Regions from separate parts of the Mus musculus genome. Here regions 2 and 3 are each linked to region 1. A link is a loop called in an ENCODE intact Hi-C map of the cell type or tissue named here. Cell type or tissue: heart. All regions are shown on one strand. Links, peaks and the distances in the headings refer to the core of each region. The heading gives the core; the rest is flanking DNA.

What was found. Peaks named below come from ENCODE experiments on the same cell type or tissue, not always from the same donor. Only the 100,000 strongest peaks of a DNase experiment are listed, where the experiment ranks them.
Region 2: it touches region 1 in a loop (2.2-fold over the local background); 3 of 42 quality-filtered maps call a loop at or near these places.
Region 3: it touches region 1 in a loop (2.8-fold over the local background); 3 of 42 quality-filtered maps call a loop at or near these places.

Annotation. Positions count from the first base shown.
Region 1 is chr14:32,622,038-32,632,585 of GRCm38, reverse strand. Prrxl1 (paired related homeobox protein-like 1) reads right to left here. Exons shown (of 7, transcript NM_001347590.1): 7 at 1,617-3,851. The coding sequence ends at 3,586. Among named protein-coding and RNA genes, the nearest start is that of Prrxl1, 28 kb to the right of the region's middle. In heart, for the core only: a CTCF peak has its summit at 3,854; no DNase peak of the experiment used is centred there; H3K4me3 peaks cover 460 bases; H3K27ac peaks cover 591 bases.
Region 2 is chr14:32,796,936-32,807,483 of GRCm38, reverse strand. It overlaps Tmem273 (transmembrane protein 273), which reads right to left. Exons shown (of 5, transcript NM_001163616.1): 2 at 2,307-2,360; 3 at 573-704. Among named protein-coding and RNA genes, the nearest start is that of Tmem273, 16 kb to the right of the region's middle. In heart, for the core only: a CTCF peak has its summit at 5,913; no DNase peak of the experiment used is centred there.
Region 3 is chr14:32,717,901-32,728,448 of GRCm38, reverse strand. Gm28651 (a long non-coding RNA gene) reads right to left here. Exons shown (of 5, transcript XR_874509.3): 2 at 9,314-9,415; 3 at 8,720-8,815. Among named protein-coding and RNA genes, the nearest start is that of Gm28651, 38 kb to the right of the region's middle. In heart, for the core only: no CTCF peak of the experiment used is centred there; no DNase peak of the experiment used is centred there.

The sequences.
Region 1 (10,548 bases), core at 1,838-6,837:
AAGAGAAGTGGCCTTCACCCTGTACTTCCTCTCTAGCAGGCACCATTTAGAAATGGATTCAACCATCGCCTTCAAAGAACCCCACAAGCCCGTTGTCATGGTAACATATGAACTAAAGCATAGAGAGGTTAGATGACTGACCAGAGCCACACAGTCAAAAAGAGCTGGGATTTCAAACATGTAAAATGTGTAGCTTAGTAAGGCTCTGAGCTGGCAACACTTTCACACTTTCCAGTGAAGCCTTCGCCATGTAGACTGGTTGAGTACCAGACTGTTTTGTGGTAAACTCCCTAGAAAAACCATCTGAGGAGCCCAGGAACTCTCACACCATCAGGGCAGGAAATCCCTCCTGGGTCCGTCCCAAGACAGACATGCACACAACAGAAGGCCAGCCTACTGGCCCAGGGGTAGACCAAGAGCAAGCAGGTTGGCCTTTGCTCTGCTAGGCTGAACCCAGTGAGGTTCAGGCCAGAGTCCATAGACAGCAAGCAAAGCAACAAAGTTGCCCTACTTACTATCCTTCTATCTATTAAATGAGAATAGACGTAGACTCTCTCAGATGCTTTTGAGATCTGTGACATTTTCAGATATTGGAATGTTTTGTTTTGTTTTGTTTTGTTTTCGTAAGCATAATGACATGCTTTGGGGAAAGGACTCCAACAAAAATCACAGATTTTGTGTTTCATAAACACATCTTGTGGCCTTTCTACACTTGCTTCAGCGATTCTGTGCATGAAGTATGGAATGGAATTTTTCACTTCTGCAATGTCAGTACTCCAGAGCTCTAGGGTTTGGGAACCTTTCAGACTAGGGATTTTCAGAGAGGGATGTACTCAAGCCGTACTTACCTTGTGAATGGGGTGTTGTGGGGTGATGCTCTAACCCTGTGGAATTCCCAGACAATGGGACTGGTGTGTAACAAAGCTCTTTCTACCCAGCAGAGAGGCTCCTGCACCGGAGCCTATAAATAAAATGCAGACTGAAGGAGGAGAGAAACCTCCTGGGAATGGCCCAACGTCTGGTGCCCAGGTCACCCACCATGACTCCATGTGGCCCAGCTGTTGCTCCCCTTCCCAGGACCATCACCCTGACCAAGGCCAGCCACTGTCCCTATCATGGCTGCGGTGGCTTCTAAGCTCTATTACCATAATCTGCAGTGCATTAAGACATGCTCTTTGGAAAGTTTCAACTAATAAATTAATAATAGTTATTAATCATCAATCAATCCCTTGGGCCTGAACCTCCTTCCCAGACCAAAGCTGGATGTCTTTTTATAGTTGTGTTATGAATCTCTGCAGACTGGACAGCCCACGGGGGCTCCAACTATAACTGCTTCAAAGAGCACTTCACCCATGATGGCCCCGATGAGGACAAGGTGGGGCAGGTGGCCTGAGCCCTGAAGACCTAAGGGAGAGCTCTGGCTCACACAGGGGCCTCCAGCTTGCCCCGGCATCTGCTAAAAGGTTTTTGTGCCGGAGGCTTCCAAGTCCTCCTGCAAGCTTCAAGAGCATTTCCATTTGCAAGCTGGCCAAAATGGAGTATTAGAGAGCACAGACTCCACCCAGCCTGGAAGCTTAGGGATCGGGAACCAAGAAGGAGAAAGAGAAGTCAAGGGAGGTCTTTAAAGTCTAAATTTATTCAGGTGTTTAAAGGAACAGAAACGACATCATGCATCGGTTACTTTTGCCCTTTGTACATCAGAACTAAGTGCTCAGATATCTCTGCAGAGGTTTGGCTCTCGCTGTTTTTCCTTTCTTTCCAGAACGTCAGGCAGACTTTTCAATGTGATCCAGTTTTGCACAGTCACTGGAGTGTCGCGTCATGAATTATTAAATCAGTGCTTCGTGGTAATACATAATTTCTTATCAATTATTCATGCTAATGTGTGTGTAGTTTACTTAATTGTGTTATTGACGATCAAAAGTAATTTCCTGAAAGTCCTCAAGGACACAAAATTTAATCAGCATAACTACTTTTCGGATGCAATGCTGTTAAGTATTCTTAATTTGCCCAACAGTTCACTTATTTATGTACCTTTCTGGAGGAAATACGAGTTTAATCAAACAATTAGATTGAAGAGTTAGTGTGCATAAGGGCTGGAGCATACATCGCCCAACCAAACCTTCATAATTACAGGGAAATGGAAGCAACTTGGCCACTTTTTGGCAAATCGCTTCATCTTTGTACTCAACAAGCAAAATACAGCAAGAACAAGGACCTGGCTTTTTTTTTTTCTTTTTTCTTTTTTCTTTTTTTTTCTTTTTTTTTTTTCTTCCTTTTTATGGAGACAGTGTGTTCCATCAGATGCATTGCCATAACCGTAAGTGAGGCACGATACACTGAGGAGTATTACAGGGGAGGGGCGCTTCTGAAGAGCTAAGGGGAGGCAGATGGCCTGGAAGCGGGGCCTCTCGATTATCAGAACTGAAACGATAACAGCCTTCATGAAAGCAATGGCTGTTTGTGTGGAAACATCATCACCAAAAGCCACCAACAACCACAACCCTTGCAGGACCGGGCCAGGAGAGGGGCACACGCTATTGCACATCTCCCTCTGATCTCTCCGAGGTCACCATCTGCATGGAAGAACACAGCCACACTAGACTGAGGCAGAAATCTCTATGAAATTTGGCCCTTTGGATTTCATTTTCTTCCGCCACACGGAGTCATCTTACTGGGTTTCCTGTCTTGTCACCCTCTCTACATACAGGGGACATGAAGACAGGCGGCTCCTCTGGGCATATTTCAGGGACCTTCCTGGGGATTTCCTCCCACTTCTGGGGCTCTTGTCCTTTTGTGGGCCATAAAGCTACGTTCTGAACTAGTGAACTTCCCATCACTCTTCTGAAGAGAGGCGGGGCCTGCAAGTGGACACTCTAATTGCAGGGAACCCACTTTTGCTCCACACACATAGTATCAGGATAGCAGTCCCGCTCCCAGGGGCCACAGAACTGACAACCTGTCTGACTGGGCCAGGGGAACCTGCTAGGATCAGGACCACTGTGACCATATCTTGTCACTTCCTAACCAAAACCTCAGCTAATACCTTTAAACAAGAGAAAAGGGGCTGTTGACAGTCTTGACTGAAGAGAGTGAGAACTGGTTGATAGCCTATCAGTTCTGTGGTTTTAAGCAATGTGGGAGCGACTCATTTCCTGTCATGAGATGCCACTTCTGGGCATCTTTCAGGAATGATCCATGCCATGGCCCCTGGAATTGACAAGACCTTCTCAGATAGCTCAAGAAGGTTGGCGAGAAGAACTAATCTGCTTTGCTCCAAGACTGCTTGGCCTAAAACAAACAAACAAACAAACAAAACAAGACAAAAAAATCCAGGGGCCGCATTACAGAGCAGTGTCCAGAGCCACTAAGAGCCATCAGGAAATGTCACCAAAGAAAAAGCCAGAACAACACAGCCTACCAGCAGAATTCTAGAGGGACTCTCCAGCTCTCAACCAGCTGCAGGTCTCGCTTCCCCTGCCAGGTCCTTGAGGAGGCAGCTACTCCTTGTGGTTCAGAGGATGGCAGGGCTGAGGCTGAGAGAAGCAGGGGTGGGGAGGGCTCCCGGCTGGGTCCTCTGGACCCTCATACACTCTTCTCTCCCTCGCTCTGTTCCTTGGTTGGGGAGGTCTTGTCCTGGCTGCCTTCTGGAGGCGCCTGCTTGGAAGCAGGGCCGGGACTGCTGCTGGTGGATGGCAGGAGGTTGGCAGACTGCAGGACAGCTTCTGAATGCTCGCGGGCCTTCATGCGCAGGGCAGCCACGCTGGCCGTGCGGTTGCTCTGGCAGCCATAAGTGGGGAGGAAGGAGAGTCCCATCGGGTCTGGGACACAGCAAGAGCACAGTGGGCCCCCTAGAGGAAGGAGAACAACATGCTCTATCAGTGTCCATACTCTCTTTCTTTGGGCTGGGGAGGAGGCTGGGCCCCTAAAGAGAAACATTGACTCTCTTGGGTTTCAGATACTAGATTGAAGACAAAAATCACAGGTCTCCCAAAGATGCATGGCTTAAGGCATCCAGTTGGTAATCCAAAGGACAGTCAGAGCATCAGGGAGACCTGGTTAGTCATGGTCCTCTCACCTCTTAGTCCAACATACTGATTTCTCAAATGTTGGCTTCTACTTGGGTAAAATGGAATGATATGTATATATCACAAGATTGTTATGAGGGTCTGATGAAGTCATCCCACACCCCCAAACTGTGTACCAAGGCATCTTTAACAACTCAGTGTGAGGCACTGCTAGATACCCAAGCACTCTGTCAGGTGCCAAACAATGTGCTAGCTCAAAACCACTTCTAACTTCACTGTGAGACCAGAGCACGTTCCATTCAAGAATATCAAATCTTTGTGAAGCATGACCTTGCAGGGACCACACGGGGTGGGGGAGACCACATGGGATAGAAAACGAGAGTGTGTTCTGCCTGCCATGGGGGAGAAGTTGGGCAAGGTTCAGTGTTCAGCAGCTCATTACAAAGGGGTGCTAGCTGTTTAAACCGATTATCTCTCCAGTTACAAGAATCCTTTCCAAATGCCTGTAATGTTGCTGAGAAAAAAAACAATGCTTTCTGAGGTCATTTTGGATCTGGCCATTCTATGGGAAGAACTGTTGGCTATTGCTTATGGTCCAAGGGCTGAAAGGCCTGAGGTCTGGGGCTCTGAAGTAGTTGTTGGAAATACACTGAGCATGGACCTTTGACCTGTATTCTTACTCTTACTCAAGTGTTGCCTCTTGACTAACAAAGATGAGGCACAGTGCAGGAGAATTCCTGAAGGGGCCCAAGCCAGAGCTGAGAACCACAGAAAGAATAGAGTCTCCTGTGTCCCTGATTCACCTGCCATCTTGGACATGCCCACAAGTGCTTATAAGATGATTTTTCTCCTGTCAGAGCATGACTTGGAAGTCCCCCACTTCAGACCACCTCAGAGCACTAATCCAGGTGCAATGCCAGTGTCCACTTTGCCTTCAAAGCCCTGCAGACCCATGTCTCACAGACACAAGCTGGGGGGGGGGGGGCGGGGGGGCAGGGAAGGGCAGAGCTAAGCAGTGTCAGTTCTACATGCACTGGAAGGCCTCCACTCCCCCTTCCCAATGACAAGCTTGGCTGCTCACTGCTAGGGCCAGGCAACCTGCCAGCCTCCTCTTCAGCATATTCAAGCATTTTACCCCTCATTGCTCATTCTGCTCTAAAGCAATGAGAAGGTCCCCTGGACCCCACTCACCATCCCCTCTCCTCTCCAATATGGCCACGAGAGGATCCATGCCTTACAGAGGTGGGAGCAGCCCCTCTGACACCTTAATTATGGATTTCTGCCTTAGTTTTCAAATGAAGACCTGATACACAGGTAACAGCTACCAAGATGAGGTGGAGAGATATCACTAAGGTCAAGTGCACAAGGGAATTCGAAAAAAAGTTTTCCCAACCCTTGCTGCCTGGCTGGCATCAAACCTGTGATGCATTTGATCAAGCCCTAAGTCCTGGGTGTTTCCTGTTCCCAGTGGCTTCACACAGACAAAGCGGTGTGCTGACACCGGAGTCATAAGGAGACATCACAGCAAAGGCTCAGCTTCTGCTGGAAAGTGTGTGTGTGTGTGTGTGTGTGTGTGTGTGTGTGTGTGTGTGTGCAGGTATGTGCATGTGTGTGTGTGTGCAGGTATGTGCATGTGTGTGTGTGTGCACCCAAGTGTGTGTGCATGTGTGTGTGTGTATATGTGTGTGTGCATGTGTGCAAGTGTGTGTGTGTGTGTGTGTGTGTGTGTGTGTGTGTGTGTGTGTGCTGACACCATGATCTGGGGACCTTCCCTTGGAGGCCTTCTCCTCTCCAGGTCCCCTTCCCCACAAGGAAACCAAGGATGTAAGGAGAACGGGACATTAACAATGGTGATCCCTTTGGGGAGAAGGGTGGCAGAGAATTTGTGAGTTTTCTCAGTTGTAATGTTTACACTTTTTTATGGCGATCATAAACAACATTTAGACCTAGAAACCTTCTTTGATAATGAATGGTTAGAAGAGAGCAGATGGCAGATGGCTCAGCACCACTGAGGGAGGCCAGGTGGCAGGAGCCCAGGGCCACACACAGGCTCAAAGTTCCACAGAGGCTTGTAGCCTCAGGTTCAGCAGACTCAGCCTTAAGCAGCCATTGTGCTGGGCTACCCTAGAGAAGCTAGTTTGCCACAGGATAGGACTTGCTCAAGTGTGTCCCATGAGGTAGGTGATCTGTGACTCCGGTGACACCTTCTGTAAAGTACAAAAGTGACAAATCTATACTCCCTAGATGGCACCAACAATGGTCCCAAGAAAGTCACCAGTAAGTTCAGTCCTAGCCCTCAAGCCCCAGATTTAGAGGTGAGGAAAAACAATTCAGTACCCAGTTTGTGGCCTGGTTCTCACCCCACCCCCACCCCAGACAGACAGGGAAACTGAGGACCAAACGAAGCCAAAACCTCTAAGGGGCCCTATGATTAAAAACACACCATGGAGAAACATTTTTCTTTGAAAGGAGTCACTGAGCCATGTCATAACAAGAGGGAACCTCCAAGGACTTGATAAGTGAAGTTAGTCATTAGGAAGACAGGACTACAGGGTTTCAGTCACAGGATGCATTCAAGGTAATAGACAAATCTATGGGGACAGAAAGCAGAATACTGGCTCTTGGTGGCTAGAGCAAGCAGGATCAAGGGGCTGTTGTTTAATTGATACAGTTTTAGTTTTATGAGATGAAAAGGATTCAATGCTCTAACAAAGTGAACAGTTACACACACACACACACACACACACACACACACACACACACACACCAGCACTCATATAGAACTATCCGCAACACCAAATTCAAGGACCCCAGAGTCGCTTATAATAAAGTGGTAGTGTTTGCACAGAACCCATGAGCATCTCTCACCCGCTTTCCCGTATCTCTGAGTGATACCGGTGCTGGGCAAGTGTCTGTCCTTCTGTATTGTTTAGGCAATAATCCCAAGAAAAACGTGTCTCCCTGGTCTGCACAGATCCATGTTTCTCCAAACAATTCCTACCTGTAGCTGGTTAAATTGAGGAAGGTGGATCTCATGCACATCCAGGGATTACTGTATACTTAGCAATATTGAAATGTACACTTAAAGGTAATTAAGGGGTTAGAGAGCTGGCTCAGCAGCTAAAAGCACAGCCTGCTCTTGCAGTAGGACCCAAGTTCGATTCCCGGGTGGCTAAAAACAACCTGGAGCACCAACCCCAGAGGATCTGACACCCTCTGGTCTCCAAGAGCATTCAATGCATATGTCCCCACGTGGATATACATGCACATCCATGATTAAATTAATTAAAATAAAAATTTTAACATGGTAAGGGAATAACATTTATTAAGTAAACTTTACCATAATTGAAAATAAGTTTAAGACAGTTAGGATCAAAGGGTGGGTCCAACTGGTCCAGAATGATGACGACCAAAAGAGGCTGCTAAAGCTCCTCAAATTCCTACAGCAACTAAGGAACCCCAAAATCCCGGGGGGGGCACCCTACACTGGCCTACCCATAACGCGTGCTCTCAACCCTACTGGCCTGGTGGGTCTTTGATAAGGCCACATTACATCAGGCTGGTGCACGCCTATAGATGAGACCATGAAGTAGGGCACTGCCTCTGAGATGAACACTGACCACAGAGCTCCTGAAGCATCCATCGATGGTCAAGGCATCTAAGTGAACTCACATACACCTGAACAGCCCATCCAGGGACTGAGGAGCGAAGCCTTGGCACAGTGAAGGATGGCTTATGGGACATCAAAAGAGCCTTCTCCCCTCCCCAGCCCTGCCCTGCCCGGCCCTGCCTGGCCCGGCCCAGCCCTGAGTAATGCATTGAAGATGTGACCAGCCAGGATGGAAAAGCAGATGAGACACACAGGAGAGAGATTTCTGTGATAGTATCAACAGCAAACAGGAAGCAATGGTAACAGGATGGCATTTAGCAGGGAGACATGTAGAATCTGGCATCTGTGCCCAGTGATCCCTGTTGTCCAAAGTGAGACCTGGTTTGTCAGTGAGCATGATTTCAAACGTGACTTGATGGGAAATTTGTTGTGACACCATAATGCCATAAGCTGTCTCAACAGAGGCAAACCACAAAGGAAGGAGTCGGGTAAAAGTCGCCTTCCTCTCTGTGGTGGCCACACTGTGCCTTATGGTTTCCTTCAGCAGAGTCCTGTCACTGCTCTAGGGAAGGGGACTGACACTCCAAATTGCTGGGTACACACATACATTCATTTATATTGCCATCAGCCAACATCTCCCTGAAATCTCATAGCCATTTTTAAATAAAGAAAACAATGACTTCCATATATAGGATCCCTATAAAACTAACTCTCAATTTCTTAGTAATCCTGCAGTATGGATGGACCACTGATGTCTCCACAGGCCATCATCCCAAACAGCTCCCTGGGCCAAAACACTTCTGAGAATTTGAGATAACAATAGTGAAGGTTATCCTCCCTGTTTCCAGAGTGGTTAATTAACAAAAAGCTCTAGTAAGGAAAATTCAGGCCCAAGTCCCATACAATGCCCAGGAAACGTCCATGCAAAACCTTTGCCTGGTGCTTCGGGGTCTTATACATGCATTTCTGGCTTTAAAAAGTCTGGTGTAAAAGGCTGTCACAAACAAGAAAAAAAAATGTGACTGTTAACAGCAAACATGTTATTAGGTGATATAGAGGAGACAAAATTATATAAACAGCTTTTTTAAAAACTCAAAACACATAGTAACCAAGATCATTCAATACTAGGGAAAGCTGTGTGAAAGGTTATCTGAGGGCTGGGGAGAGAGCCCAGTGAGTAGGAAGAGGAACCTAAGTCCAGAACCACAGAAGCAACAAAAAAGCTTGGTTCAATGGGACGTGTCTGTAACTTCAGTGTTGGAGGACATAGGCAGGCACATTCCAGGTGTTCACTTGCCAGCTGAAGTGATGAACCCCAGGTTCCACTGGAGACCCTGTCTCAAAAAATAAGATAAAGTGATTGAGGAAGATAACTGTTGGCTTCCACTCACACTTGAACAAGTGAAAGCACACATTAATATGGACAGAAGTTATATAATATGACTGTTTGTGTGCCTGCAGACATAACATATAAACAAATAAATAAAATTTCAAAAAATGTTTAGAAAAAGATGACTTGAAGCTATGACAACAGAGACTGGCATGCCACTTAAAATGAGGTTGTATGAGTCTCTGAAATCACACATTTGTGACAGTGACATTGAGTAGACCAGAAGAGGGGTTCAGCAATCTTCTCTAGTAATTCAGGGAAGTGATGAAGATATCTGGAAAATGCAGACAGCAAAATTAAGTCGTTTAGTTCAGAAGCTCACAGGATAAAAGGACATCTCTTGGTCCAGCAAGTTGGGAGAGCATGTAAGGTCCAAATCTAAGCCCTGAAGCCATCATGGTGGCAAGACCTTCCATCACCCCAAGCTTCTGAATTCACTTCAGCTCCGTACATTACAGCTGAGATCTAGTCTAGAAACCACTGGTTCTAAGTCCTCAAACAATTGTAGCATCCACGATCCTGCAGAAAGTAGAGAGCAATTCAAAGTCCCAGCTTAAGGCGTCTCTAATTTCCTCTTCTAATCAGCCTGATTTGTTCTGAGTGTCCCAGAGGATGGCCCAGAGAACAGGAAATGGGCATCAATACGCTCCTTGAAGCAACACTTCCATCTGTGTGTTCCCTACCCTGCCATGGGGACAATCCCTGAGCCATTTCACATCCGTGTTTACCCCTCCAGCAAACTTCCCACCTGACTCAGAAACAGTCTTTATTGTGTTGGGAGAATTTTTAAGAAGTAAGATAAAACAAACATTCAGAGCTTTAGACCTGAGGCTCCTGGTTTCTAGACCTGAGGAGGAGAGGGTATTAGCTGAAGTAGGGTCAGCCTTCATCTTTTTCTTTCTTCTTTCTAACTTGCTTTGCTTTACTTTATCAAAATCTATGATCATAATTGGGCCAAAAATTAAATTCTCTACAAAAGTAGGTGTTCTGGTGTGGCCCGTGGCAATGGGCCTGTTAGTCAATGTCATGTACAGATTATATTGCTGCTATGTTAAAATTGCACTGTAGGAGAACAGTCAGTGCCATGAAAAAGACATGAACTAAATATCATGCTAAAAGTAGGTTTGGGGACAGGAAGTCAGTGTGATGCAACTTCAACATATGTATGAGCCCCCAAAATCTGAATATTGAAACCCTAATTCTCACAGTGATGGTCCAGAGAAGCAGAGTCTTTGGAGGTGATAAGGTCAGAAGGGAGGATTTCACAGAGATCTGTAGGAGCCCAGAGAGATGGAAGGACAAATGATAGGGTATGAGTGGGAGAGAGAGAGAGAAGATGACAGAAAGAGAGAGGTGATAGATAGATAGATAGATAGATAGATAGATAGATAGATAGATAGATAGATAGATAGATAGATAGATAGAAAGAAAATAATACATAGGAAAAAGGAAGAAAGAAAACATAAGAGAAAGAACACACACAGCTGTGCACAGTATCCGTGGGGAATTGGTATCAGGGC
Region 2 (10,548 bases), core at 3,165-8,164, 170 kb before region 1:
GCTCAATTCTCAGGAATATCAAAAGTGACTGAATACAGATGTTCAGTGACAGAGAGATAGGCAGAGTGACACAGGGGGAAGATAGTTATAGCGACACCACATTGGTTCTCTGTGGAAGTTCTTGGACTGCTCCTGGGTTTGCTCTGTCTTTTGCCATCAGTGTCCCTCAATGTCTTCCATTAGGTGACTTCACAGGACACCATTTTCTATGGCTCAGGTCTTGAACAACCAAAGGATCATATGTTAAAGGCTTATTCCATAGCCCATTGTGCTCAGGACCTACTAGGAGATCTTAGGCCCTGGGGAATGTCCTTGTGGGGATTGTAGAGCCCCAGTTTCTTCTCTCTGAGAGGAAACAGCTTCCTCCTCCACACCCATGACTTATATCAACTCCAAACCAAAGTAATCAATAGAGCATGGACAAAAATTTCAACACCGTGAGCCCCAATCCCTTTCCTCTCTTTAAGTTGATTGCCTCCAGTATTTTGTCACAGGAACACAAAAGGGCAACAGACAGGACAACCCTTTCTCCTGCAGAGCAGTACAGGTTCTTTTTGTCATGGCTCCCTTACCCTGGGGTGTGTTCTTCAGGTCTGCAGAGTCATTATCAGACAAGTGTCTCCGGATCATGCAGATCTTCAAGGCAAGGAAACCTGCAGATATGGCTACTCCCACTGCCATACCAATGATGGCATATTTGAAATCTGAAGCACAGGGAAGAATTGAACTCAGGATTCAGCTGTCAGCCTCCAGGGACCTTCCAGAGTTCTTTATCATTCTGTATGGCAACCTGCCTGCTAGCCTGATTTTCCATTCTCTACTTTCAGCCCCTCTCTTAACCTCAGAGCCCCGCCCTGATCTCTCTGGCCGTCAGAATGGGGAATTTAAGTTCCTCAGGACTGGCCACCCAAGCTCTGGTGATAGGCAGCTTACTCCTCTGGCTCCCCACCCTCCTACCTCGTTTACCTAGTAAGCTCATCTATCAAGGATTTGAAAGTTGTTGCTATGTGGTGAACCTAAAAGTCAGTGAGGAAGGACCTGCCCTATCTTCAAGAAACTTTGAGTCTCCTGAGAAAGGCAGGTAAAGAGCTCACAGAAATGTCACATGACAAGTGGCCTGGACTGGTGTGGGAGCCCTGGAGTCCAGGGCTATCTTAGAGGGGGTGATGTATGGATTACTCCTTGCTAGTAAAGCAAGCCTCAATATGAGGAGGAGCAGCCACTATGGGAAGAGGGCAGATGAATATAGATGAGTGTGGGTCGGTGGTTAGCCTTGCTGCTGGGGTGTGGGAACATTGCTGATCTGTCACAGGGAAGCAAAATGCAGGGGAGCTAGTCTTCATTTCTTCCTCGCTGCTGGGATGCTGGGCTCATTGAATCCAACATGCTACTTGGAGGAGGCGAAATGCAGCCTAAAATGGGGTCCCAGTGTGTGTTTCTCCAGGTGAGAATTGGAGGCTGGGACAGAGGCTGTGGTTCTAAAACTCCTGGGCGCCCAGATGCTCCTGGGAACTTCTAGGAGTTGAGAATGGGCCCTCAGGCCAGTGATGAGCCTGGGGCTGAGGGTGGGGAGGGTTCATCTTAGCTTAGAGTGAGTGCCAGGAGTGTGGAGGGACCTTCTGCAGGAGTCTTAGGACTGACTCAGTAGGATGAAGGCCTCCCCTGTGACACTCCTTGATGAAGAAGACAGTCTTTGCTGGCCCAACCTGTTTTATTCATGGCAGATGGGCATGCATGCCGCTCAGGGTAGACCAGAGGTTAAATACTTTTTTGCAGGAAGGGATGCCTAGGAAAGGATGCTATTGGATAAACACTCAGGGACCCTAGCTATTTCATTAGCATGAAGAACTCTGGGCTTTGTGATGTGACCAGTTGTTGTGGTCCTCTTCGTTGGGTGTCCTAGTCATGTACACAGGACCAGAATCTTGTCGGGAGCTAGCACGAACTCCAGTCCTTCTCAGTTATGAGTTTTATTTGGGTTATGAATGGCCTTACCAGTTCTTCTGTCTGGTGTCATGGTCCATAGCCCCATAAATGAGGACCAGGGAGAATGGCAGAACTTGCTAACAAATGTCCATAAATACAGGATAAGGCATTGGGGGAGCTAGGGCTGCTGATTAGAGACAGGCAGCATACAGAGGTGGCCTTGATAGCTTGTATCCTCATAATAAAGCTATTTTGACCATTCAGTGGGCCTGTGGGCAAGCTGTGTGCTGGCTAGCAACAACACACACCAGCATGTACCGGAATTCTTTGCAAGATATCCCTCCAAATCCGTACGCAGAACAAGCAAGGAGGCCACCTACCTATCTCAGTCTCAGCAGGCTTGCCCGTTGCCAACACTTGAGCTCCTCCAATGCCTGCGAAGAAAGAATCCCAAGCCTTGTTAGAAACCACAGCCAAGGCTTCTCCATGGTAAGCGAACTTGCTTCACAAGCACAAGAGCCCAAGGTCCATCCCTAGCATCTGGATTCTAAAAGAGGGGAGAGAGGTATGGTCACACACATGCAGTGCTGTAGCAGGACAGAGACAGAGAGGATGGCTAGTGGGGCTTACTGGGCACCAGCACAGCTCCAGGTTCAGTAAGAAACCCTGTCTTAAGGAAAGAGGCAGAGTGATAGAGCAGTTCTCCTTTGGTGTTCACATAAATATGCACCGGCACATACACGGATGGACACACACATACAAACACACACACACACACACACACAGAGAGAGAGAGAGAGAGAGAGAGAGAGAGAGAGAGAGAGAGAGAGAGAGAGAGAGAGAGAGAGAGACTCACATATACATCATATACACTATAAATAACAAAAAGAAGCTCAATGCCTGTTGGAACGGGCTGAACTCCATCTGGGGCATTATTATCCAAACCCTCTTCCCCTTGACCACTATCCTCAAAAGCTCAGTGGTTTCTGACTGTCACAGGGTCTCGGGCCTTGTTGAGATGCTAAATCTTTCCTCAAAGCCCAGCTGAGGTACAAGATCCTGTAGGGCTCAGCATCTTATTCCTGAGCAGTTTCTAAGACCCTGTGCTGATTCCAGCCTGCATCCAGTTCACTCTTACTACCCTGTGTAGTCTACCCAGACATCTGCCATTGGGCTACTCCCTTGGCCTAGCCCCTTCTACTCCCCTCTCTGCCTTTATCTGGTCTTGGTTCTATGCCATTTCTTCCCTGGCTCTCCACACATAGGTGAGCTGCCGCTTTTGGAACCTCAACAGCCCTGTAGTCCTTTAACTTGACTGACCAAGTCAATATTAACTCAACAATTATGTATTGTTGTGGACACCAGGTGCCATGCTAGTATCTTCTCAGCTAGCTATCGGCCACTGAGAGTGTCTTGGTGATCTCTCCAATGACTACACAGGAGTGTCCAGCATTTGATACAGTACCTGACAAATAGGAAGTCTCAACATGTCAGATGAATGAATGAATGAATGATGGAGGGTCTGAAGGAAGGCCACCATGCAGGGATGCCTCATGATTCAGGCCAGGCCTTCAAACCTGGAGACAGAGACCCCACTAACTAGTACCCTATTGGCTCCACAGACAGACTACACAGACTGTTGCCTTGGAGAATGTTGGCAATCCTCAGTCACTTCTTCTGAGACAGATGTTGCATACCGTCCAGATGGTCGTATATTTAATATAACATTCACTCTGCGGCATGGGCCCTGTGATCATCACCATTTGGTGAATGAGAAAATAGAGATATTGAGAACTTAATAATGTGTTCAAAGATTGAGCCAAGTAGAAGGTAGCAGTGCTGGGAACCCAGAAGCTATGTACCATACCTGTGGGAAATACAGCCCAAGACTCCCCACAGACACCTGAAACCACGAATTTCCAAACCCTATATACACCTTCTCTCTTACATATATACACCTAGACACACACTCAAAAATATTTGTAGCAATAACCAATAGTAAAGTAGAATGATTATGATAATATGCTATTAAAGGTTATTTAGAATGTATGAAGTATTTATTTCAGGAATTTCTTTTTTTTTTCTATTTCATGGTTTTTTATTATATATTATCCTAATTACATTTCTTTTTTTGTATTAAACTTTCGTATTAGATATTTTCTTTATTTACATTTCAAATGTTATCCCGAAAGTTCCCTATACACTCCCCCCACCCTGCCCCTCTACCCACCCACTCCCACTTCTTGGCCCTGGCATTCCCCTGTACTGCGGCATATAAAGTTTGCAAGACCAAGGGGCCTCTCTTCCCAGTAATGGCCGACTAGGCCATCCTCTACTACATATGGAGCTAGAGACACGAGCTCTGGGGGTACTGGTTAGTTCATATTGTTGTTTCACCTATACGGTTGCAGACCCCTTCAGCTCCTTGGGTGCTTTCTCTAGCTCCTCCATTGGGGGCCCTGTGATCCATCCAATAGCTGACTGTGAGCATCCACTTCTGTATTTGCCAGGCACTGGCAGAGCCTCATACGAGACAGCTATACCAGGGTCCCTTCAGCAAAATCTTGCTGGCATATGCAATAGTGTCTGGGTTTGGTGACCGATTATGGGATGGATCCCCGGGTGGAAATCAGTCTGAAATCCAATTTTCCTCAGAAAAATCCAGCAATACCTCTCCTGGGCATATACCCAGAAGATGTTCCAACTGGTAATAAGAACACATGTTCTACTATGTTCATAGCAGCCTTATTTATAATAGCCAGAAGCTGGAAAGAACCCAGATGCCCCTCAACAGAGGATTGGATACAGAAAATGTGGTACATTTACACAATGGAGTACTACTCAGCTATTAAAAACAATGAATTTATGAAATTCTTGGACAAATGGATGTATCTGGAGGATATCATCCTTAGTGAGGTAACCCAATCACAAAAGAAGTCATTAGATGTGCACTCACTGATAAGAGGATATTAGCCCAGAAACTTAGACCACCCAAGATACAATTTGCAAAACACAAGAAAATCAAGAAGAGGGAAGACCAACGTGTGGATACTTTGTTCCTCCTTAGAATAGGGAACAAAATACCCATGAAAAGAGTTACAGAGACAAAGTTTGGAGCTAAGACAAAAGGAAGAACTTTCCTTATTAAACTTTTCAGATCATGATAGACTGCAGTTGGTTGAAACTCCAGAGAATAAAAATAGCAACAGTGGGGACATAAATCCACACCACTCAGGCCAATGACCAACTGGATCTCAGCCTCCTCTCATGCACCTCAATGGGTCTCTCATGGGAGGGAACAGGTGGCCCGGCCCTTCCCACTGAGCTCCCAGGAGGCCCCCTGAGCCCTGAGCTCCTAGGGGTAAAAGGGACAGAGGCTCTGCCTGCCCAATCAGCAAAGAGCTTTTCCATTCCCCTATGACCACTGATGACCCTCAGTGACACTCAGCACGCTGTGTTCAGCTAGCGCTACACAAAGGACTGAGACAGGCTGACTCCATGACAGGCTTCAGATTGGCAGTTCAGGAGACAAAGCCTAAATCTCTTTCCAAGAACTGGGCAAGCCTAGGAAACTCCAGGCCTCAGAAGATGCACTGCTTCTGACCACTGGGGAAGCAGGAAGAGAGGATGGAAGGAAGCTCTAACATCAGAGCCCCAAAGCCCTGCCCAGGCCTCCCCAGATCCTGTCCTAGTCAACAATACTACCCAGGTTCCTGTTTTCCCTGAGCACTGGGGTCCTTCTGCTGAGTCCCAAGGCTGGGAGCTCTGCTTTGTGGTCAGCTCAGCCCTTTGCAGGTCCCTTAGACACCACCCTTTCTGTTCTGTGCTCAGATCCCCTCTAAGCCTTGAGACATTTCACTAATCTCTGAATCTTCCAGTTGAGAGGATTTCCTCCCTTCCCACTGAGAGAATTATCATAGAGACAAACCTAAGGCAGCGGATGGAACTGTGCACTACAGCAATAATTCCTGCTAGCCAGCCCTCTGGCCACTCGGCGGCAGCCTTTCCCCTCCTCAGGGAGAGAAATCCTCTCTATCTGCCCTAGCTCCTTTGCTCTCACTATCTCACTGGGAGGTCTAACTCTGCTCTCTAATGAGCCCCTGGGTAAGGATCCATCCAGCAGGTGACCTGCCTCCTGCTAGGGTCACGAGCTGGGGGAGTCCCTCTTGGACTGTAGAGCCTCAGCAAAGGCCCCAGCGCTCCAAAGTAGCTAGAGGATGGATGGCCCTTGCAGGTCTTGTCTGCCTACAGTCATGAACTGCAGGATGCCTTGCTCAGCCCCGGGGTGTGTGAGACCCCAGGAGGAAGTTTGAGCAAACCCAGCAGGAGCTTCCACCCACTGCTTTGCAGGCATTCTTGCAATGCTGGGGCGTGGCAAAGTATTGGAACACAGGCTCTTAAGACCCTGTACAGTCTGGACTTGGATGGATATTGTCATGGCTGCTGTCCCTGAGGCAGATGTCACTTGCTACCTCTAACCCCATGATCCTGGCTAAGTGCAAGCATACAGATACGTGCACACGCACACACACACGCACACGCACACACACACACACGCGCACGCACACACATGCACACACATGCACGCGTGCACACACACACACACATGCAGGCATGCATACACACACAGTGTGTGTGTGTGTGTGTGTGTGTGTGTGTGTGTGTGTGTATGCATGCCTGCATGCACAGATGTGCATTGCACCTCATCACTGTCCCTGATGAGCTGGGTGTGGAGGTTGAGCATAACCTCAGCTGTGGCCTTCTCGATTGACCTGCTGAGACCTTGACTCTTCCAGGGGAAGGGGCCCACATAGCCTTCAAGTGTGAATAGGTAGCATCCTGCACGCAGGCACTCTCTTTCAGAGGAACTTACATCAAGACACTCAACCGTCTCTCCACACCCCATTTGGGCCCTGATGCTTTGCCCTTTCTAAAACAGCTGCAGATAGATCTGATGAGGGCATGAACACAGCAGCCGCTCTCTGTGCCTCTCCAGCCTGTGGCCTGCTCTGCAGGTGACTTCCAGTTCTGTAAGAGTTCATGGTTCTTGAGCTAGAGGTGTGGGAAACTTGAGGTAGAGTATTTACTTAGCATGTTCCTTGCCAGAATTGAAAAGGGGGAGGAGACAAGAGTAAAGGCCCTATCAAGTAGCTTAGTCTCCCCTCCAGCGGAAGAGGGCAGGGCTGCCATAGGAGAGCCAAGAAGAGTGAGCCCTAGGCACAGTTTGGACTTGCCCATCTCTGTTGGAATCTGACCCGCTAAAAGCCCATCCCTGGCATCCAGGCCTCTTTGTGCTGTCCACCTGTTGGGTCCACTCTCACTGGGGGTTAACATTCCCTGCCACCTTATTTGGGCAGAATCAGGGTGTGTGATTCCCAGTTGTGGGCTAGTCGGCATGTGTCATTCTATAAGTATCTGAACTAAAAATAGGGGTGGCCGCCCTAAATTTTGTCAACCGATGCCTGCCCGCATTTATCTTGGTACTTAAACATTGAGGGGTGGGCGGTAGGTCCTAACTTTAGATCTCATGAATTCCGACATTCCCAGCTAAAGGAAACAGGCTTCAAATGTCAGGAGCAGCATCCACTATGTCACTAAAGAATACACACACAAACCAAGGACCTGCAGCAGGGTAGCCCGAAGTAACCAGAGGAGACCATGAACTGCCAAAGAGTGACCAAGGGGACTGGAGTAAACATTTGCCACTTGGTCCATTGTAGCATCTTGATGTTCCTGTGGGGACCACTTCAGGTGATTCTTGTTGGGGGGGGGGCTGCCTCTGGGATGGTCTTGAGGACCATACTGATCGCTAGCTTAGGGGAGAGTCCCGACACAACATCACAGAAAGTCAGGCTATCGAGGGAGGTGGGAATGGAGAACACAGGATGAAATGAGGAACTATTTAGGGTAGCTGCAGACAAACCTAGTGAGAACATGTAAACAGAGCAAGCCATGACATCCCGTCCTGAGGTTCCTCATCACCTCTAAGAATTAGTGCAAAAGCCAACTCCAGAGTCCTCTGAAAGACTCCTATTGTCTCTGTTGGCGCAGGATAACTTCTGAACCCTCCCTAGATCTCCTACCCTTGTATCTTGCTCTATGGCACAGAGGCACCAATAATACAAGAATAGCTCTTTTCCCCAGGGCCAGGATGATACCTGAGAGCCTTTGCAACTCGGATTCCTATCCTGACTGATGATGGAGCGCCACAGTAGAATACAGAGTCTTGAGATGGCTGAGGAATCAATCCAAAGCTACTCAGAGCGAACCCAGAAGTAGCTCAAAGCCTTGAAACGATAAAAATCAAGTTTGTAAAAAGCCAAGTAGGGTTCAACCATAGAGACAAGTGAGCGATAGCATCACTCATGTGATTCTGAGCCTGAGAAAGGCTACTGAGAACACCTCCATCTTCTGCAGTCAACTGTGAGTCCTCAGGAGCCTGGGCTGTACTGGTACACAGCTGAAACTATGCAGCAGTTGAAAGAGTCACAGAAAGGACCCTGGGCACGAAAAATCAAGGGGACAGTGCAGCTGGGCTTCATACCACTGTTCCATCCTAAGCCCGGCTCTTTTCCTGGGAAAATGGGGACCTAAGACTCTGATATGTAAGAAGCGCTCACTAGAGACACAGCTTCCTCTCTCGTTGACCTTGAAGTCAGGGCTGCTCTGTTTTTAAGATCTGCCTGTTTGGGTGGCATGAGTGTGGCAGCCCCTTCCCTTCTTGGGTGTTCATGAGTAGGTGGGCATCTAAGAAAACCAGGCAGCAGCCCTGTCTTTCTAGCTACCCCCCCACATGAGGCTGTTTGAACTGACCCTGATAATGACACATGTCTGTCATTATGTGGTATGCCTCAGCCTTTGTACCAGTAGAACACTGAGAACAGACTATCTGGCCTTGGGTTTTGTGGTCTTTTTATTCCTGCTGCTTGTGTGGCTTTCACTGAGGTCTAGAACCTTCTGTGACTTGCAGAAACCGCAGGTGCCCGATCATAAGCCCCCAAACCACGGAAACCATTTTCTTAGGTTACCCTCTTTCTCTCTCATCACAGCCTGACCTTAGCAGCCACATGTTTAGTAAACAGGATATCCCCTATGTCCTCTCATGGCCCTTTGTGCCACAGTCTTTCTCTGAGAGAACCTAGTTGGAGATAGAGCTGAACGGATCAGAGCAAGAAAAAAAAAAAACAGATGAGAAGAGAAAAGGCAGTGGAGTGGACTCTAGACAGCAAGGCACAATGGCTGCCCGTTGGTGTCCAGGGAGAATTACCCATGGAAAAAGAGTCCTTAAGGATGCACAGCCATCTCCTAATCCATACACCTAGCCAAGTCCTTGGACTTGATACCCAGAGAGATGGGTGCTGAGTAGGTATTGCCACATACTGGAACTTTCTTTTCATACATTCAGTCCACAGTGAATTGGCCAGCAAAGATGACTAAGGGGATACTTAACCCTGCCTGGGGTGTTTGGAAACTTCTACAAGTTTACAATTTAGTTAGAGACAGGATGACTAATGAGAGCCAGAGTAGAGGGATGGGAGGGGTGAGGAGGATGGAGCAGAAGGCAGGTACAAGGTCCAAGAGGGCCTGAAAAGGGGCTGAGAATTCAAGAACTAAAGAGGTAGATCAACAGGGTCATGCTGGCAGAGCACTGACACAGAGACTATCGTGAGTGTCCTCAAACAGGTATGGGGACAGTCACATAGGTCGAGGTGCCCAAAGTAGTCCTTGGGGCTGGAGGACATGGTCTTCTCCATGTTCTGTCCAGCTAGGACACAGCTGCCCTGGACAGGAGTGAGAAGCAGGAAGCCATAGAAGACCATCGAACTGATGAGGAGGCCAGGGAGGCCATGAAACACGAGCAAGTGCCTCCACTTTCCACAAATAGCACCTTAATTAAGAGGGAATGATAAGAGTGGGTGACCTGACAGCATCAAAACTCGGGCCCATGTTGTGTTTCCGAGCAATCTTTGCTAATTAATTCTTAAAGATTCACACACTGGGATCCAAACACTCAGCTTCCAGAAGTCAAGGCAATCAATACCTTCTCAGACTAATGGAGGGGCTGGAGGTGGGAGCTGCCTTGGGTCTGAAGGGGCGCCCCAAGCACGAGACTGTACTGGCTGGGGGTGGGGATCTGGGTTCCTTCTTACCAGGAAATAAAGACAAGTATCAAGCCACATCTGACAAGGAAGTGACTGCAGGCCTTGGGGATATAGATACTGAAGGATGAGGATACCTAGTGGATGCTAGCAAGGTAAGCAATGCCCTTCAAGAAATTCTGGCCCTCACCAAGCCCACTCTCACTAGGGAAAGTTTGTTACCTGTCCAAGCCCATTAGTGAGTGCCTGAAAGTGTTCCTATGATCTAGGTAGTGGAGGGTAAGCTACATGAATAGAAGGGCACACAGAGAACACTGAACCAGGACTTGCCATCCTGTCACCATCACTGTATCCGTGACTTGGAGCTGAGTCTGGTGGTGCACTGAGCTCAGTGTCACTGGCTGAATGTGGCGGTGTGTATCCCCTGGATGTGTGTGCCCGGAGTGAGAGACAGGCAACAGCTGTCTTTGCACTTGTAAACATCTGCTTTCCTGGTGGGAGAAGTGAGGGGGCTCTCAAGGGA
Region 3 (10,548 bases), core at 2,982-7,981, 95 kb before region 1:
ATCCAAATAGATCCACATGTATCATATCACCTCACACAAAACTCAACTCCAAATGGATCAGTTAACCTCAACATAAAACTAAATACACACAGAAGTGGATGCTCACAGTCAGCTAATGGATGGATCATAGGGCTCCCAATGGAGGAGCTAGAGAAAGTAGCCAAGGAGCTAAAGGGATCTGCAACCCTATAGGTGGAACAACATTATGAGCTAACCAGTACCCCGGAGCTCTTGACTCTAGCTGCATATATATCAAAAGATGGCCTAGTCGGCCATCACTGGAAAGAGAGGCCCATTGGACTAGCAAACTTTATATGCCCCAGTACAGGGGAATACCAGGGCCAAAAAGGGGGAGTGGGTGGGCAGGGGAGTGGGGGTGGGTGGATATGGGGGACTTTTGGTATAGCATTGGAAATGTAAATGAGTTAAATACCTAATAAAAAATGGAAAAAAAAAAACTAAATACACTGAAACTATTAGAAGAGAATGTGGAGAATAGGCTTGAACTCATTGGCATGGAAAAAGACTTTCTGAACAGAACACCATTAGCATAGGAACTAATCAACAATTAATAGATGGGACCTCATGAAACTGAAAAGCTTCAGTAAGGCAAAAGACACCATCATTCAACAAAGAAGCATCCATCAATAGAACATGTAAAGAGTTTTACCAGCTACACATCCAAGAGAAGACTACTATCCAAAATACATAAGGACCTCAGAAACTAGGTATCAAGAAAACAAATAGCTTAATTAAAATTCTAGTACAGATCTAAACAGAAAATTCTAAGAAGAGAAAGCCCAAATGGGCTGATAAATACTTAAAGAAATGTTAAAAAAAAATCCTTAGTCATCAGGGAAATGTAAATCATAGCTACTTTGAGATTCTATCTTACACTTGTCAGAATAAGGAAGATTAATAAAACAAGTGGCTACTCAAGTCAGTAAGAATGGGAAAACATGAGGAACACTCATCCCCTGATGGTGGGAGTGCCAATTCTACAACCATTATGGAAATCACTGTGGTGGTTCCCTAGGAAGGTGGAAATTGATCTCCCTCAAGACCCAGATATACCACTCTGGGGCAATACCCAAAGGATGCTTCATTCTACCACAGAGATACTTAATCAACTATGTTCATTGCTGTTCTATTCTTTTAAGCCAGAAATTGAGATCAACTTAGATGTCCCTCACTGAAAGAATAGATAAAGAAACTGTAGTACTTGTACACAGTGGACTATTATTTAGCCAGTTAAAAAATGAAATAAAAAAATTTGCAGGCAAATGGATAGAACTAGAAAAAAAATCATCCTGAGTGAGGTAACTCAAGCCCAGAAAGACAAATATTTACTTACCTGTGGATATTGATTGTTAAGTCAATGATAACCAGGCTACAATCCATAGAACCACAGAGGTTGAGTATAGAGTAGAGTACAGTAGAGTAGAGTAGGTGACCAGGAGCACAGACAGATCTCCTAGGAGAGAGAAATAGAATAGAGAGGTATGGATGGATACAGTGGTGGAGACTGAAATAGAAGAATCAAGTGGAGAGGGAGAGGAGGAGTGAAGGGAAAATATAGGGAAAGACAGATAAAATTAAAAGCCATTTAAAGGGTAGTGTGGAAACCTAACATGGTAGAAATTCCTAAAACAGATACATATATAAAGGTTATCTACATAAAATTGCTAAAAAAAAAAAAAAAAGGAAGGAGACAGAACCCCACCTGGCCATCTTTTGTCACCAAATAGAGCTTTCAGTACCAGGATTGGGTTACATATAATTGTATGGCTGGCCAAAGGTGTCACATGGAAAACCCCAAACAACCCAAGCTGTTGTCAAGACTATAAATGGCTTTCCACAAGCTGACAGCAAGGCTCCATTTTTGAGGACAACACCCACACAACTCATTGAGTATGGAGAGGTTGAGCTGGTGTCTACATAGAGCTTTCACCACCATGTGCTGGTGTCTTTGGTGTAGGAAGTTACTCTGAATACTACCAAAGGAGAAACAGAAACACCAAAATAGCTGAAACCCTTTGATCTACAATGAAGACCTGCCTTCAAATAGGCTGGTGCAATGGTACACAAAGTTTGTGGGGGTAACAAGTCAATATTTGATTCAACTGAAGACCCATTACATGACATAGAACCCATACTTGACACTGCTTGGGAGACTAAGAACCTGAAACTAGATAGCCAGGGAGCCTAAGATAAAGCCAAATGCTACTACTGTTTTTTAAAAAGTTACTTTGAAATAAAATGACTCCTTATAACATTTTACTATACTCATAGATCAGCGCCTTGCTCAGCCATCATCACGGGAGCTTCCTCCTGCCACAGATGGGAGCAAATACAGAGACACACCAACTTCCAGACATCATACCAAAAGGGAAAGACCTTAGAACACCCAGATGTAAAGGGATGTCTCCATTAATACCTCCTTTCAGGCTTCAGGGAAACCTGTGGAAGAGGAGACAGAAACCGTGTAAGAGCCAGAGGGGATAGAGGGCACCGAGGAATCAAGACCCTCTAAATCAACATTATTGATGGAGACATGGCCTTACAAAGGCTGAGAAAGCATGCGTAGAGCCTGCAAGGGTCTGTACCAGTTAGGGTGGAGGCATGTCCCCATCCCTAACCCAGAAGCAATTTTCAGTTGATAACCATTTGCAAATGATAAGCTAAACAAAATTAAGGGGACTAAACACTGTGAGAATAGCTAGTCAGGTTGAAACAACAGGTAAATCTTGGGCTGGATCCCAAACAGAAACTACTCTGACTTACCAAGCATCTTACAACATTTATACAAGAGACACAAAACTCAAAAAAGGTAGAGAGTATGCATTCAAGATTCTGAAATATAGTAAGAAGAGAAACTGTGAATGAAATGTATGTTTAAAAGTTAGTTAGGAGATCTTAACTGATTAATGGATCATAGAAATCAGATTTATAACTATTGATTCTTAGGGAGAAACAAAACATGGAATTTCAGAGATCACACATAGAAGCAGAAAAAAATCATATTTTTTATAGCCCTATGTTCATTTATCTTCTGTTTTGTGATAAAATACTTTGACAAAAGCAACTAAGGAAGAAAGGTTTGTTTTGGCTTCAGTTCCGAAGAATACTCCATTATGGTGGGAAAGACAGGTAGACAGGGAAGACATGATCACAGGAGCATGGGCAGGGGCAGGGGCAGGGGCAGGGGCAGGAGCAGGAGCACAGGCAGGAGCAGGAGCACGGGCAGGAGACTGTATGGTCACCTTGCATACATACTTAGGAAGCAGAGAATGAACAGGAAGTAATACCAGCTATGTTCAAGACCCAGCCCTATTGACACACTTCCTCTGGCAAGGCTCCACCCACTAAAGATTTTACAACCTTCCCAAGCAGCACCACCAGCTGGGGTCAAGTGTTAAACCACTTAGTCTATGGAGGACATGTTATATCCAAATCATAATACCACAATAATCGTTTAATCCCTTTTCTAATCTTGCCTTTGAGTATGAGAGAGACAGAGATACACAGAGAGAGAGATATGGAGAGAGATGGAGGAGAGAGAGACAGAGAGAGGAAGAGAGAGAAAGAGAGAGAGAGAACAACTTTTGGGAGTAGGTTCTCTTAAGGCAAGGTCTCCCTCGTTGTTTCTGCCACAGTGCATACTCTAGGCTAGCTCACCATGAGCTTCCAGACAGTTCTCCTGGCTCTGCCTCCCATCTGCCTCGAGTTCCAGGGATTGAAATCAGGTCATCTGGCTTTCCCAGCAATCACTTTTATCCTTGAGCCATCTACACAGGCTTTCAGCGATCCTTTTATATAAGTGCTTTAATTATATACTTTAAAAATGAAAGCTAGGGAGGCAGAGAGATAGCTGAAAGGCTAAAAGCTCTAGCAACTACCTGAGTTCAACTCTCAGGACACACCTAGACAGCTCACAAACACCTGTAACTGCAGCTCGAAGGAACTGGCACTTTTAGCCTCCAGGAGCAAGCTGCACTCACATGCACACACACACACACACACACACACACACACACACACACATGTTTCAAAAATCTGAGACCAATGTTAATCAGAAGTATGACTAGCAAACAAAAAGCATACAAGGAGGTAAGTAGAAGCTGTCAGAATAAAAGTAGTTATCAATGCAACAAGCAATACAAAGGAGCAGAAGAGAACCTGCTAGCAGGGAGAGGGTGGCCAGCCTGCCCAGAAATCTTTTAGAGGCTGGGGAAGAAAAGAGCAGATGTGTACTTGAACCAGCTCCAGACTGAGGAAAAGCCACTGCAGCTGTAAAACTTCACATGCAAACTAACTACAGGAAGAAAAAAGCAGGCATATTAAACTGCCAAATAATTAATCTAATTATTAAAATCAATTTTTAGAAACCTATTAACCCCAGGTGGCAATGATATTCATATCAAACTTTTTTTAAATGTATTCTGTAGCTGCCCTCAGACACACCAGAAGAGGGCATCAGATTCCATTACAGATGGTTGTGAGCCACCATGTGGTTGCTGGGAATTGAACTCAGGATCTCTGGAAAAGGAGTCAGTGCTCTTAACTGCCAAGCCATCTCTCCAGACCCTCACGTGGAACTTTTTAAGAAATTTTTTTCAGAAGAATTTTCCAAGAATGCCATCCTCAGACGGCCATGCCGACATGCATGCTCCTTGCATATTTCCCAGGAATGGTTAGTTCCCCTGTCAAGTAAACACTACTGGAGGGTGGGAAAGGTACTGTGTTTATTTTATTTTATTTTATTTTATTTTATTTTATTTTATTTTATTTTAGTTAGTTAACATAACCTTGAAATTAAAACTTGACCAATAGCACACATAAGATCACTTTAATGTTGTGTATAAATTTAAAAAACAAAACAAAACAAGGCATGAACTTCCTTCGCCTAATCCTGTGCAGAAACATAGACTCTGCTTGGCCTAACCTCAGGTGTGACCACCTTGAACTCCTTAATAATGTTTGAATGGGGCTCCCGTCTTTTTGATTTTGTACAGGGCCCTGAAACATATGTAGCCAATTCTGTTAGGTGCTAGAAAATCAATATCATAGTAAAAATATAATAATCTTTACTTTAAAAATGACTGTATGTAAGAAAATAGATCAAATACAACAGTACTTCAGTGACTTGGAGTAAATGTGGGTATTTACAGATACTAAAAAGGCATGGTTGAAACTAAACACAAAGTTGGCTTTCTTGCATGAGGACTGGGGTTTGTTGCCTGCATACATATACAAGCTGGCTGTGGTGGCACATGCTTGGATCCCAGCTCTTCAGAGATAGAGATAAGCAGGTCCTCAGAGCTTGCTGGTCAGCCTCCTGATCAGTGAGCTCTATGTACCAGCTAAAGACCCTGCCTCATAAAACAAGGTGTGTCCAAGCGTGGTAGCTTTAATCCAACATTCCATAGAGGCAGAGGCCGAATTTGAGACCATCCTGATCTACGCAGTGAGTTCAGTACAGCTACCACTGTGTAGAGAAACTGTCCCAAAGAACAAAAACACCAAAAAGATGGGGAACTCCTGAGGTTGACCTGAACCTGCACCCACATGGGTGGTCACAAGCTGGTGCACACACACTTGAATGGAACACTCTGGGTTGGACAAAATTGAACCTTACTACAAAATAGTTCATTAGTGGATGGCTTTGGTACCCTTTAAATGGAACTTAACAAGAAGATACAAAATAATGATTAGTAGAGAGCTTTATTACATTTTAAATGAGACATAGAAAAAGTGGGGGGTGGGAAGCATAGTGGTACCTAAACATAAAAGCTCACATCTGTGCTCCTAGCTATAGGGGGGCTGGGCAGGGACAGCACCTGAGTCTCAACTTAAGGAACAGAGCAAAATCCAGCCCCAAAATAATGAAATATGGGCAGAAAACAAAATAGTTCACTGGGTAAAGATCCTGCCAAGCAAGCATGAGGACCTACATTCAAGTCCCCTGAACCTACATACAAAACTGGGCATCTGTAGCCCCAAAGCTGGAGGGGGGGAAAGAGACGGATACCTACAGCTGGTTGGCCAGCCAGTCTAGCCAGAATGGTGAATGTCAGGTTAAGTGAGAGACTGTCTCCAAAATGAAAGAGGAACAAAAATGAAGTCAGACACTGGATGTTGACCTTCAGCCTCCACGAGCAGGTATACACATGTCCACACAGCCACACTCACAAGCTCTGAGGACTTGCTTATCTCTATCTCTGCAGAGCTGGGATCCAAGCATGTGCCACCACAGCCAGCTTGTATATGTGTGCAGGCAACAAACCCCAGTCCTCATGTGAGAGAGGGAGGGAGGGAGGGAGGGAGGGAGGGAGGGAGGGAGGGAGGGAGGCAGAGAGGGAGGAAGGGAGGGAGGGAGGCAGAGAGGGAGGGAGGGAGGCAGAGAGGGAGAGAGGGAGGGAGGGAGGGAGGGAGGGAGAGAGGGGGGGCAGAGAGGGAGAGAGGGAGAGAGGCAGAGAGGGAGAGAAGCAGAGAGGCAGAGAGGCAGAGAGGCAGAGAGGCAGAGAAGGAAAGGGAGAGAAAGAGAGGGAGAGGGAGAGGGAGAGAGGGAGAGAGAGAGAGAGGCAGAGGGGGAGAGGCAGGGAGGGAGAGAGAGAGGCAGAGGGAGAGAGGCAGAGAGGGAAAGGGAGAGGCAGAGAGGGAGAGGGAGGGGGAGAGGCAGAGAGGGAGGGGGAGGGGGAGGGAGAGGGGGAGGGAGAGGGGGAGAGGGAGAGACAGTTAGAGAAAAGGAGAGGAAGTGGAAGGAAGTCTTTACCACCATGGTGAAACAGCACAAGCATGTGGTCCAGGCTGGCACAGTATGGTCTGGGGAAAAGAAACAGGATGCTTCCTGGGGACAAGCTAAGCATTATGTCATTACAGTCGACAGAATTATAAACTACCAAGACTCAACAAAACTGGTCAATAAATTATAAATCAATAAGATTGCTGAGAATAAGAAGAATGAATACAAATCAATACCCCAGTACAGGGGAATGCCAGGACCAAGAAGCAGGAGTCGGTGGGTAGGGGTGCAGGGAAAAGGGAGGGTATAGGGAACTTTCGTGATAGCATTTGAAATGTATTTAAAGAAAATATAATAAATAAAAATAAATAAATAAATAATACAAATCAAGACTATCATAAATACAAACAATAATAATTTAAAAGTCGCATCCATTAGAATTTTTGTTGCTGTGACAAAATTCATAAGACAAGCAGTTTAAAGGGAGGAAGGATCTGTTTGAGGTCAGTGTCAGGGGCTTCATGGCTTCATTTATTCTGCACCATTAGTGACCAGCACCATGGGAGTGAATGACAGAGACTTTGGGCTGTGTAGTGAATCAGAGCCATAAAACCAGCATAGTATCAAAATGACTGCCTCATACTAGACTAATAGATTTCTCCTTTTTGTTCATTTGATTTTTTTTTTCGTTTGGTTGGTTTGTTTTGTTGTTGATGATGTTGCTTTGCTTTCAAGTCTTGCCCAAGCCGACCATGAACTCTCTCTCCCAATCCCCCTGCCTCAGCCTCCCATTTGCTGAAATAGTGACTTGTTCATGATAACTAGTTTCAGACTAAATATTGAAAGCAGAAAAAAAAAACAGCATAGCACATGTGTGTCAGCAACACAAATAACTGACAAATGTTAGCAGGATCTATAAAATAATATTTTAATATATGAAGAGGAGACATTGCAAGTATATTGCTAAGTTGCCATAGAGTCTCATTAATAGGCACTAATAGATGAAAAGAGTGAGCCAGTGCTCACTGCTCTCCAATTACACAGTGAATAGAATCCCTACCAAATACCAGTGGAATCGTTTAATGAAACAAGTATTTATAAAATAATTCCAAACTTAAAAAAATAAACAAGTGAGAAAGGTTGGAAGCAGTTTTCAAAAGCAGGGGGAGTCGGCTTGCCAAATTCTAAAGTGTGCTGTGAAGTTCCAACCATTAAGTGTTTCATTGGCAGGAGAATGTGCAAACAGATCAATAGAACAGGCTAAGCGTTCACAGAAGGGATGTCAAAGACGTGTAAGACTCAGAGAGTGATAGAGGGAACATCGCACACAAGGGGGAAGGAGTGGGTGAATCAACAAATAGTATTTTTATTTATGAAGGAAACCTCGGGGATGGGAGAAATAAACTCATGTCAGTAATTACTGCAACTGGGGTGTGGCCATGCTCGCAAAATCAACAACAGAAACAGCACACGGGAAAATGCTAACATACTAAGTCATGTTACCTATAAAGATTGTGTACATCTAGTATCAAAGATACCTCACTTCAAGTAGAGGTGAGAACATGGGTCCTAGGATATGGATCGCTGGTACAGCAGGTGTTTTTACCCAGACAGCCTTGGGTTCTATCTCTAACACTCAAAGAAAAAAGAAAGAAAATGAAAGTCCAGCTAGGACATGCTGGAAAGAGATTATTTTCAGCTAGCACACACAAAAGTAAATTGTCATATTATTTAAAGAACTGTCCCAAGTCAGATAAGAACCAACCAAAAATCTAGACACTAGTAGAAGCACAGACCGGACCTGAAGGCCCAGTGCACGGTGAGTAGATTGCAAATTTTGGCTGTTCCATCTGCACTGCGGTGGCAATGGAATGGAGTTTCCTTTCTTCTTGGTTTTAAGGTTGAGTATGACAATTCAGTAACACAGGCTCTGGTCGGGTGTAGTGGCGCACGTACTCAGCACTCGGCACTTACCACTCAGCACTCAGCACTTGGCACTCAGGTGGATCTCCTTGTGTTCAGGGCCACAGAGCTTTCTAGGTCTGCCAGGGACACATAGTGAGACTCTTTCTAAAACAAACCAGCAAACAAACACTTCTAATGAGTGCACAAATTTGGGAGCCTCAAAACATGTCTCTCTACTTAATAATTCCATTTCTTCACATCTAAGCTTTAAAAATGTGAGCACAGCCCCAGAAGATGGGAACCTGGCCATAGACAGCCCAGTGTTGCCATGCTCCAAATAAAACCCTCCACCTTTGACCAGCTTGATAAAGTCCACATTGACTCAGTCCTTTGGACAAAGGTTTGGGTTTTTGTTATTTTGTTTTCAGTGTATAGAAAATTGAGATCCAATACAATGACAAGATATACTGCAGAGAAATCCTTCACTTTCCGAAAAGTATCGTGTATGACAGTAGTAATTGGGCAGTGGACATGGGACAGATTAAGAGGAAAGGTTTGGGGAGACAACTGCTATGACACAGACTCTAACACTGTAGTTGTGACAGCCGGCTTTCCTGAAGATCAAAGGACAATGCTTTGAAGCGTTCTTACCGGAATCCTTACCCTCCAGAGAGTGGGCTGGGCCTCTCCTTAAGCGAGAGTCTCTGAGGCAGGATGAGGAGCTTCTCCCCAAAGCAGTGATGTTTCATCACCAGGTCAACCTCCCTAAACAAAGAGAAGAGGTTGGTGAGATGTCCAATGTATGTTTGTGTTTCTGTGTGTGTATCTGTGTCTGTATGTCTGTTGTGTGTCTATCTGTGTGAGTCTGTCTGTGTCTGTGTGTCTATGTGTCTCTGTGTGTCTCTGTGTGTGTGTCCTCATCCGTCTCTGCCTGTGTCACTGTGTGTGTCTGTGTCTGTGTCTCTATGTCTGCTGATACATACAATGCCAGTGCTCTCCTACTGAGCTCCACTCCCAGCCTCTCAACAGAATCTTGAAGTAAAATAGAAAAGATATTTATGTAGTCCTTCTGCTACTGACTTCTGTTACAGAAGAATTAGCCACCGTTCATTACGATAGTGATAATTATACAATACATAAAATATACTGTGTAGATCAAATATGCAATTAAATAATTATCATTTTATAAGCTTTTATGGGATGATGAGCAAGGTTAACTACAGAGGGAGATGGAAGCTTCTGTTTCATTCTTTCTCCCTTTTATTCAGGTCAGGATCCCAGCCTAGGAGCCGGAGCTACCCACAGTCATGATGTGTCTCCCACCTCAGCTAGACTTCTCCGAAAACATCCTTCCAGGCATGCCCACAGGCTTGTCTCCTGGGTGATTCTACGTCTTTTCAAATAGCGAGTGAGTGTTAACCATCTGTGTTATTTAGGTATTTGTCACCTTGACACAAGGCATGATTATCTGGGAAGAGGGAACCTCAATTGAGAAACGGTCGTAAGTAGGTGGAACATTGTCTTGATTGATGGTTGATGTGGGAGGGCACAGTCCACTGTGGGTGGGTGGTTCTACACCAAAGCAGGCTGAACAAGCCACGAGATGCAAATGCTTCAGTTCTTGCCTCCAGGTTCCTACCTTGAGTTCCTTACCTGGTTCCCCTTCATGAGCTGTGACCGGAACATAAAAGCCAGCCTTTTTCTCCCCAAGTTTTTGATCATAGTCTTTAGAAAGTAAATTAAGACACTATCACATTCAGCTTTCCATTACTATAACAAATACCTAAGATGGATCAAATTATAAAATCTCCATGAAAGGGCAGATTCACTGTTTCCAAGCCTCCAATAAGAATGTGGTATTCATACTTCCAAGGACTAGAAATTCTCCCACTGGGTTC